Linked DNA regions of Homo sapiens: region 1 is linked to region 2. Evidence: chromatin contacts called from ENCODE Hi-C or POLR2A ChIA-PET data. All regions are on one chromosome and are shown on one strand. The core of a region is the stretch at or near the end of the contact, and the rest is flanking DNA. Distances in the headings are between cores, read along the strand shown.

Region 1 (5,053 bases), core at 2,221-4,720, 340 kb before region 2:
AACTGAGCTTGGAAAAGTACTTCAACCTCAAATTCAGATGAATTTCTTCTACAGTTTCCCTACCATGAACCGTTCAGCGTCTGCTTGCCTAACTCTGATACACAAAGACCTTCTCCTGGGATAGCCCTGCTGACATGTAGCAAATGATTATTCCAGAAGGCAATAGAGGAGACTCTGAAGTTTCTTAAACAAGGAGATGACATAAAAGCATACGTCAGCAATGCTGAGGGTTTGGTTCCAGTCCATCACGTTAAAGTGAGTCATGTGGACTTTTTTGGTCCCCCAGTGTACATAACAGTTATGGTTACACTATACCGTATAAGTGTGCGAGAGCATTATGTATAAAAAATACATATCTTAATTAAAAATACTTTATTGCTAAAAATCGCTAACGATCATCTGAGCCTTCCACTAGTCAAGCTGCACCCTTTTTGCTGGGGTGGCGGGGGGGTCTTGTTTTGATGTTCATGACTGCTGACTGATCAGGGTGGTGGTTGCTGAAGGTTGGGGTGGCTGTGGCAACTTCTTAAAACAAGACAATGAAGTCTGCCATGTCAATTGACTCTTCCTTTCATGAAAGATTTCTCTGTAGCATGTGATGCTGTTTGATAGCATTTTGCCCACAGTAGAACTTCTTTCAAAACTGGAATCAATTCTCTCAAATCCTGCTGCTATTTTATCTACTAAGTTTATGGAATATTCTAAATCATTTGTTGTCAACAATGTTCATAGCATCCTCACCACGAATAGATTCCATCTCAGGAAACCACTTTCTTTGCTCATCCATAAGAAGCAACTCCTCATCTGTTCAAGTTTTATCATGAGGTTGAAGAAATTCAGTCACATCTTCAGGCTCCACTTCTAATTCTAGTTCTCTTAGTATTTCTACCACATCTGCAGTTACTTCCTTCATGAACATCTTCTATGAGGGTTGGAATCTACTTCTTCCAAACTCCTGTTAATGTTGACATTTTGACCTTCTTCCATGAATCATGAATGTTCTTCATGGCATCCAGAACGATGAATCCTTTTCAGAAGGTTTTCGATGTACTTTGCCCAGATCCATCAGAGGAATCACTATTTATGGCAGCCATAGCCTTGCGAAATGTATTTCTTATAGGACTTAGAAGTCAAAATTACTCCTCGATCCAAGGGCTGTAGAATAAGTGCTGTATTAGCAGGCATGAAAACATCAATCTTCATGTACATCTCCATCAGCGCTCTTAGGTGACCAGGGGCATTGTCAATGAGCAGTAATATTTTGAAAGAAATCTTTTTTTCTCAGCAGTTGGTCTCAACAGTGGGCTTGAAATATTCAGTAAATCATATTGCAAACAGATGTGCTGTCATCCAGGCTTGGCTATTCAATTTACAGAAGACAGGCAGAGTAGATTCCGCATAATTCTAAGGACCCTTAGGATTTTCAGAATGGTAAACGAGCACTGGTTTCAACATAAAGTTACCAGCCGCATTAGCCCCTTAAAGAGAGTCAGCCTGTTCTTTGAAACTTTGAAGCAGGCACTGGCTTCCCCTCTCCAGCTGTGCAAGTCCTAGATGGCATCTTCTTCCAATAATAGAAGGCTGTTTCATCTGCTCTGAAAATCTGTTTAGTGCAGCACCATCATCAATAATCTTTGCTAGATCTTCTGGATAATGTATTGCAGCTTCCACAGCAGCACCTGCTGCTTCACCGTGCACTTTTATATTATGAAGACAGCTTCTTTCCTTAAGCCTCATGAACCAACTTCTGCTAGCTTCAAACTTTTCTTCTGCAGCTTCCTCACCTCTCTCAGCCTTCACAGAATTGAAGATAGTTAAGACCTTGCTCTGCATTAGGCTTTGGCTTAAGGGAATGTTGTGGCCTGTTTGATCTTCTACCCAGACCACTCAAACCTTCTCCTTATCAGCAATAAGGCTATTTCACTTTCTTATCATTCAAGTGTTCACTGGACTACTACTTTTAATTTCCTTCAAGAACTTTTCCTTTGCAGTCACAACTTGGCTAAGTGTTTGGCTCAAGAGGACCTGGCTTTTGGCCTGCTTCAGCTTTTGACAAGCCTTCCTCACTAAGCTTAATAATTTCTAGCTCTTGATTTAAAGTGAGAGAAATGCGACTCTTCCTTTCACTGAAACACTTAGAGGCCACTGCAGGGTTAATAATTGGTTAACTGAAATACGGTTGTGTCTCAGAGAATAGGGAGGTCCAAGGAGAGGGAGAAAGACGAGGGTATGGCTGGCGGGTAGAACAGGCGGAACACATAAAACATGTCAATTAAGCTCGCCATTGTGGTGCCTCAAAACAATTACAATAGTAACATCAAAGATCACTCATCATGAATCATCAAAACAGATATAATAATGATGAAAAAGTATGAAACATTGCAAGAATTAACAAAACGTGAAACAGAGACACCAAGTGAGTACATGCTGTTGACAAAATGGCGCCCATAGACTTGCTCAATGCAGGGGGTGCCAAAAACTTTCAATCTGTAAATAATGCATTATCTGTCAAGTGCAATAAAGCAAAGGGCAATAAATGAAGTGTGCCTGTCCTTAATGTCTTGTTTTAGAAGCAGTGGTATATGAGATAACTATAATTAACAATTATTAAACCACTACTAAGTACCATGTACTCTTCTAAATACTTTAGAACTCTTTTTTCATTTACTTTTTCCAAAAATCCCATGAGGTTTTACAGATGAGGCACAGAGATGCTAAGCAGCTTACCCTGATTCACATAGGATGTGTGAGATCTGGGATTAAAACCTAGACAGTCTGGCTCCTAAACTCACTGCCTTGACACCAAGCTAGGTTGCCTCTTAAGGAGGAGAGAAAAGACAGGAAATCTGTTAGAACAATGGATCTCAATCAGTTCCCTCTTTCCACATCTCAAGGATGCAGAGCACGCCTCTCAATAACTGTGGCTCACGATGGCACTCGGTTAGGGTTTTAAAGCAGAATAAAAAGAGGGCACAGAAAGAAGTAACATTTCAGAGAAACAGAAACAGGAAAGTCAGGAAGAGAAACTAGTTTTGTGGGGAAATAAGTGATTCGGTTGAAGATGAATTTCAGATACAAAGGAGACATGCTGATAGAACTGTTCAACAAAAAGCTAGAAATTGGGCAAATCAAAGAGAAAATTCAAGATTAGAGAGACACTTTATAAGGGAATCTACACGATTAGAGAGGGTAGAATAGTGAGAGAGGCTGGAACACAAAAGGGTAAGTGGATTGAAGACCCCCTTTTAAAGGAGGGAAGAAGTGGGAAAAGAAGGAAAATATTTATGAAATATCTTCCATGTGTCCGGCACTACTTTATATTGGTGGCCTAATCCACTGACTATTCAGGAGGTTCAGGAGGCAGGTCTTATGCCAAAGCCACAATTCTTACACAGTGGAGCCGCACTGGCAAGCCTGGATCTAACAGCAAAGCTTACATGCTTCCCACCACACCACTCACCTGGGGACTGGCGGGGTGTGAAACAGAAAAACAGAGAGATGCCAGGGAGAGCATGTGACAGAGGCCAGAAGGGCTCTCAGCAAAACAAAAGCAGCTTTATTCCAAGTATACACATCTTTCTAGTATTTGAAGGAGACAGAAAACAAACCTCTCAAGTAGAAAACCTTCAGATAAGACATCTAGGTTTACAGAACTTTTAAGTAGCTTTTAAACCTCATTGTTCTCATTCTTTAGAAAGGTACAAACAAAAACTTTCTATTAATTTCTCAAAAGTAAGTACTCTAAAGAAGCAGTAATCTGAGAGTTTAAGATCTATACTGAAACCTTTTCAGAATCACAGCAGTGATGTAATCTAAACAACAATAACTGATGAAAAACAAGACTAGCACACACAGGAGTAGAGATTTTTAACAATTGAGATTCATTCCCATCAGCTGGTCCATTCATTCTAGTGGTTCAGCCACTAACGTGAAATACTCTTGAAACTGTGAAATAACCGATAAGTAACTAATAATGAAACTAATATTAACCACTAAAAACTATGCTTTCTTTTCAAAGGTAATAAAATGGTTGTCCTTATCTGGGTAATATAAAATCTGTATTTGAATAAGAAAATGAAGAGAGTTTGATTCAGTTCCTGGGTATCCTTCAATACATTTTCTACACACTTTGCATCTATGGTGTGTGTGTATGTGTGTGCACTGAAACACAAGAAAGATAACATTACCCATACTGAGGTGCCTTTTAAAAAAATCATACCTCTATCTGTACATCTAAATCTACCCTCACTCTCCCTAAGGGAAGCTCAGCTTTCCACTGCGTGGCTGCCTATAGTTCATCTGATCAGTCCCCTGCTGACAGACATTTACATTCCGGTTTTCTGCTGTTACAAACAATGCCGTAGGAAACGTTCTTGCCCAGAAACCTGCGTTCTGCGAGCAGATCTGCAGGAGGAACTCAGAACCGCTGGGCCTTAGAGATATGCATTGTAAATACTCATATACATTACCGAACCAGCCCCGAAAAGCTTCATCACTTTATCCTTTCCCTCGCTTTGTATGACATTGCCTGTCTGACCACACCTGTATGACACTAGCTTTTAAACTGTTTTCATTCTCTGCTAGTTTGATAGAAGAATCTTAAAATGAGCATTTTCCCAAGTATATTAACTATTAGTACCTTCCCCCACCAAAGGACAGCCTGTTTATACACTTTACCTATTTTTCTGAATTCTTCATCTTTTTCTTACAGATTAGCAAGAGTGTATGTATATGAATGGAATTAGCCTGTATCCGTCATAAGTCAGAAGTATTTTTGCTAATTTAATATTACTTGTTTACTTAAATGTATCAATTATATCCTTAATGGCCACTAGACTTTGTGCTGTCAGTCTCAGAAAGGGCTTCCATAGGCCGGATGCAATTGGGAGGCTGAAGTGGGCGGATCACAAGGTCAGGAGTTTGAGACCAGCCTGGCCAATATGGTGAAACCCCATCTCTACCAAAAATACAAAAATTACCTGGGCGTAGTGGCGGGCACCTGTAGTCCCAGCTACTCAGGAGATTGACGCAGGAGAATCATTTGAACCCAGGA
Region 2 (4,659 bases), core at 1,868-4,367:
CCACCACCGCCAGCTCCAATCACACGTGTCTCTGCTCAAAAGCCCTCCATGCTTCCGCCGTTCCTACCAAATGAAGCTCGAGCTCCTTATCTGGTGTCCAAGTCCCCCACAGTCACCTTCTCTCCCTCTCTCTCACTGCCCCCTCCTGAATCCCAGCAATGGCCACACCTAACATTTGGGCGTCTCAGGCAGGCACCCGCTTTCACTCACCGCCAGCGCTGCCTGTCCAGCCCACGTGTCTGGAACACCCGCACCTCCCATTCAGCATGTTGATGCTCCCAACTTTCCAGTTCCAGCTCAATACCGCTTCCTGAAAAGCCTTGGTAGAGTTTCTGGGCTCACCCCCTAAGCAGAAGGGATCGCTTCTTTCTCTGAACCCCCACCGTGTTTTTCTTTGCTCCTCTCCTTGGACATGTGGCTATTTGTGGACATGCTCCATGCACCTCACTAGATTAAAAGTCCTGGAGGGTGAGACTGGCTCCTGTTCCTCTTTGTGTCCTTTGTAGCACCTAGCAGGATGCCTCGCATGATGTAAAATGCAACTAAGTTTGATAAATATTTGTTGAGTAGCTGAATGAATAGAATCCATTTAGTGAATTTTACTGTAACACCTGAAAGAGGAGGAGAGTCAAGTCACCCATACCCTCAGCAACCACAGACCTGGTCTAGAACTTCTCTACTTTTGTCAGCTCGCTAGGTCCTGTAACTTCCTTCAGACAGATGCTAAGGCCCAGTTCCTTCTGCGAGGCTCCCTCAGCTGAGAGGACAGGATATTCCTCAGCTCGCTGAGCCGAGTGTGCCTCATGTTCACCTTCTGTGGGCATTTGCTGGAACCTCTAAGACCCTCCATGTGCTAAAGTTCTAGTAGATGCAGCACCATATGTTGGTACAACTCTGTATAATGCTAGGTGCTCTGTGACAGTCCCGTTCCACCAGCCTCTGTGTGTGACAGAGGACAGTGCTGAGTTTGTCCTAGAAATCCTCAACAACTCACTTTTTATAAAAGTGGCAGAATTCCCAACCCTAAACAATGAGGTCAGGGCTACTGAGACACCTTCAAAATGCTGCTTAGAAAAAGCATAGAGCATCTGTAGTCCTTGTGGTAAAGACAAGGCAATAAGCAGACCCTGCCCATGACTGTGAATGTTAACCTCCTGAAGGAGGTGAGACTAATGGGACATCCCAGTTGACCCACAGACTGGCACGGCTTCACAGCTGAAGGAAGCACTGTGCACAGTATGGCAAATTCTTAGTCCGAGCTCAGATGACTTGAAAATGGCTCCTCCATATTTCTGAGCAACTGTGGATGGGAACTCCAATGCTGAGTGCCATCTGTGTTGAGGAAGACTCCATCCCCAAGGGCCTGGATCTGATACAAGATGATGAGGCAGCTGCCAAAGATATAAACACCAAATGGAATCCTATTTCTGTCTCAAGAATTGTGACCTACATACAACTCAGGGCAGTGTAGCAAACAGGCTACAGGCATCTTAGTCTTCATAAAGATTAACTGGAAAGTGACAGGGGGAAAAATAAGAATACATCTTCATAACATAAAAGAAATTAGCTAATTTAGCACCGGATACTAAAATGATGAGAAGCCTTTACAGAACTCTCCCTCCAATCATATACATCAGCAAGAGCTGTTTGATTTTGGATATGATGATAAATACCTATGCACAAACTGCCAAAGCATTGTACATTAGAGGTACAGAAATTCATTCCAGGTAATAATTAGAAATGTAGCACTGCCAAAAGATTATATGGAATTTTTTTCAGTTCAAATAGCAATCTCTTTGAATCTTTAGTAAAAATTGTTTTTGTGCATTGATGTTTATACATGAAAAATGGAACTGTTTTCTGGGCGCTATATTATCTGAGACCACACAATCAGAGTGCATCCTTCCTCTGCTCAGAACTAAATATTTGATATTGGTCATTAAAAAGATAGATGGAGCCGGGCGCGGTGGCTCACGCCTGTAATCCCAGCACTTTGGGAGGCCGAGGCGGGCGGATCACGAGGTCAGGAGATCGAGACCATCCCGGCTAAAACGGTGAAACCCCGTCTCTACTAAAAATACAAAAAATTAGCCGGGCGTAGTGGCGGGCGCCTGTAGTCCCAGCTACTTGGGAGGCTGAGGCAGGAGAATGGCGTGAACCCGGGAGGCGGAGCTTGCAGTGAGCCGAGATCCCGCCACTGCACTCCAGCCTGGGCGACAGAGCGAGACTCTGTCTCAAAAAAAAAAAAAAAAAGATAGATGGAGGGATAGATAGACAGACAGACAGGCAGACAGATAGATAGATATAAAATCATTTTAGCATCAAACAGACACTGACATCCCAGAATCAATACTGTCATTAATTCTATATTCATGTTTAGAGACTGGCTTACAGGTTAGAATTTGACATAATGCTGATTCCTTGAACAAAACCCCTAAGACTAAATTAATTTCTTAAACATTTGGATAAGAAACATGGATTTCATTATTGGGTAATTAGGTCACTCTGTTTTCCAGAGGACATTCTTTGGGAGAAGATTAACTTAAAAACTAAACAAAACAAAAGAACAATATTAACAAGATATAGCAGAGACATTAAAACCAAGTGCCCTTTGGAACAAGAAGTAGAGAATCTTTTCCTGTATCAAAACAATTTGAGTCCTCTTTTAATGTTTTGTCTATAAATGGATACACATAAAAAAAGTTTGTTAATAGTAGCTCATGACTCCTGACTGCAGCAAATGGCCTACATTTGATATTTTTGGTCTGTCCTGTACGTATGAAAGCATAAACATGAGAATAACTGTTTTTTAGACATAACCACGAGGCATACATTTATTATTACACAGGAAGAGGAAGTGGCCTTGCTGCATTATTGCCACACTCCAATCCAGGGAGTTGCTACTTTGCAGAAATCACAAAGTAACCTAGCATTTTAAGTTTCAGATTCTCGATTGCAAAGCATTTCAATAATAAGTAGCTAAGGCAAACAATCATAAATGAAATAACCTGAGCCAATGACTCACACATCTGAAATAATCAGAGTAGCATTGTGAGAAATGGAGGTTTTAAGGGTTGCAATAGAAATGACCCCTTTTCCTTTTCAAATGAGTCACTGCAAAACAAAGGTACTTTTCACTTACAGGCAGGAACATAAGCACCATTCATTTTGTGATTTGTTCCTTAATCACATACTTAGAAATAAATCTACCACCACAAGGCAAAGATGAGCGCATTACTTGGAGACAAATAGAGGAAAAAGTAGATTCAGAAATCATATCCACTCACAACTCCAGAATAGGAAAAACCAAATAGATGATTTCATAAAACTCCCAAGAGTGACATTCCCCTACAAGATCACGATGGCAGGACCCCGTGCCTGGAAAGCACGATTAGTGACTAATCGTGTTAATTACCCCAGACGCACAGAGCCAGGAGTCTATGCATGCCTGTATGAAGGGAGGGAATTTAAATCAATGAGCCCAGGGACTAACGTGGAAAATATGAGCAAAGCAAGCTGGAAGGAAAAGCTCAAACCCAGAGAGCATGGAGGTGACAGTAGAACTCCACATACCCATTTGTAGACTACAAACTTGATGTTCAGTTTCATCAAAGCTCAACAGCTCTTTTTCACACGCGTCTCTCTGTCTACCTTTGTCGGGTGAGAACTGTAGCTTTCAGGCTTGCTAAGGGAGGAGGAAGGTGAAGGTCACCCTACCGAGTCGAGGAATGTCACTTAGGAAATCTGGTTTTTCCCTACAGGACTTCTGGCTAGATGCAGAGTTAAACAGGGATGTCTCCAAACACAGCACAGTCTTGCCTTGAACCTGCAGAGTTCATGAGTGAGGAGAGGGGCTCCAGGCTTCAAGCACTTGCGTGAACAGAGAGCGGAGGAGGGGAGACAAGGAGAGTGCTCTCTTCTGCCCGTGGGGCCCAAACACCCTCCAAGCATGCAAGACAGAGTTAGTGTCCTTACTCTTAACTCAGGGCCTCCCAGACCACCCAGAGAGGTCTACTTAAGATACAGGACCTGGGAATCTGTAGCTTTATAATACAGGCTTCAAATCATAGTGTGTAAACAGCCCAATTTACTCATCTACTATTGAGAATGTACAAGAGCTTACTAGTGAATATTGTGGTGCATCAACATTTTTGCCAAGTGATTCTGAGTTGCATTTAAAATTCCAGGAAGAGGCCGGGAGTGCCTATAATCCCAACACTTTGGGAGGCTGAGGTGGGCAGATTGCTTGAGCTCAGGAGTTTGAGACCAGCCTGGGCAACATGGCGAAACCCCGTCTCTACAAAAAAAATACAAAAACCAGCTGGCTGTGGTAGTGTGTGACTGTAGTCCCAACCACTTGGGAGGCTGAGGTGGGAGGCTGGCTTGACCCTGGGAGGCTGAGGCTGCAGTGAGCCAAGATCATGCCACCGCACTCCAGCCTGGGCAACAGAGCCAGACCCTGTCTCAAAAACATGAAATGAAATGAAATGAAATGAAATGAAATGAAATGAAATGAAATGAAATGAAATGAAATGAAATAGAATTCCAGGAAGCCAGAGGCTTCTGGGTAGCATGTGAATCATGGGAGGGAAAGCCAACACTGTTTTGCCCCAAAAGTTGCTCTTTAATGTCCAGACATTACTTAGGCATGGCAACCAC

Evidence for each region. A loop is a pair of places that touch in the nucleus more often than their neighbours do. ChIA-PET counts read pairs that join two places held with the same protein, here RNA polymerase II (POLR2A). Pooled maps may share reads with other maps.
Region 1: a loop to region 2 is called in a map with no recorded cell type, with 8 times the contacts of the local background. The contact joins two enhancer-like sites. A Hi-C loop is called at or near these places in 1 of 168 maps with a recorded cell type or tissue (endothelial cell of hepatic sinusoid), 1 of 37 single-sample maps with no recorded cell type and 2 of 50 pooled maps. POLR2A ChIA-PET finds 5 or more read pairs at or near these places in 2 of 52 experiments (HCT116 and activated CD8-positive, alpha-beta memory T cell).

What each region holds. Positions count from the first base shown.
Region 1 is chr6:157,878,522-157,883,574 of GRCh38, reverse strand. The region is part of intron 4 of SNX9 (sorting nexin 9); the gene reads right to left. Among named protein-coding and RNA genes, the nearest start is that of SNX9-AS1, 12 kb to the left of the region's middle. Within about 2 kb of position 3,470, at least 2 of the 41 ENCODE cell types and tissues checked have a DNase peak (open chromatin) inside an H3K27ac peak, as active enhancers do.
Region 2 is chr6:157,534,414-157,539,072 of GRCh38, reverse strand. The region is part of intron 1 of ZDHHC14 (zDHHC palmitoyltransferase 14); the gene reads right to left. Among named protein-coding and RNA genes, the nearest start is that of MIR3692, 7.6 kb to the right of the region's middle. Within about 2 kb of position 3,117, at least 14 of the 41 ENCODE cell types and tissues checked have a DNase peak (open chromatin) inside an H3K27ac peak, as active enhancers do.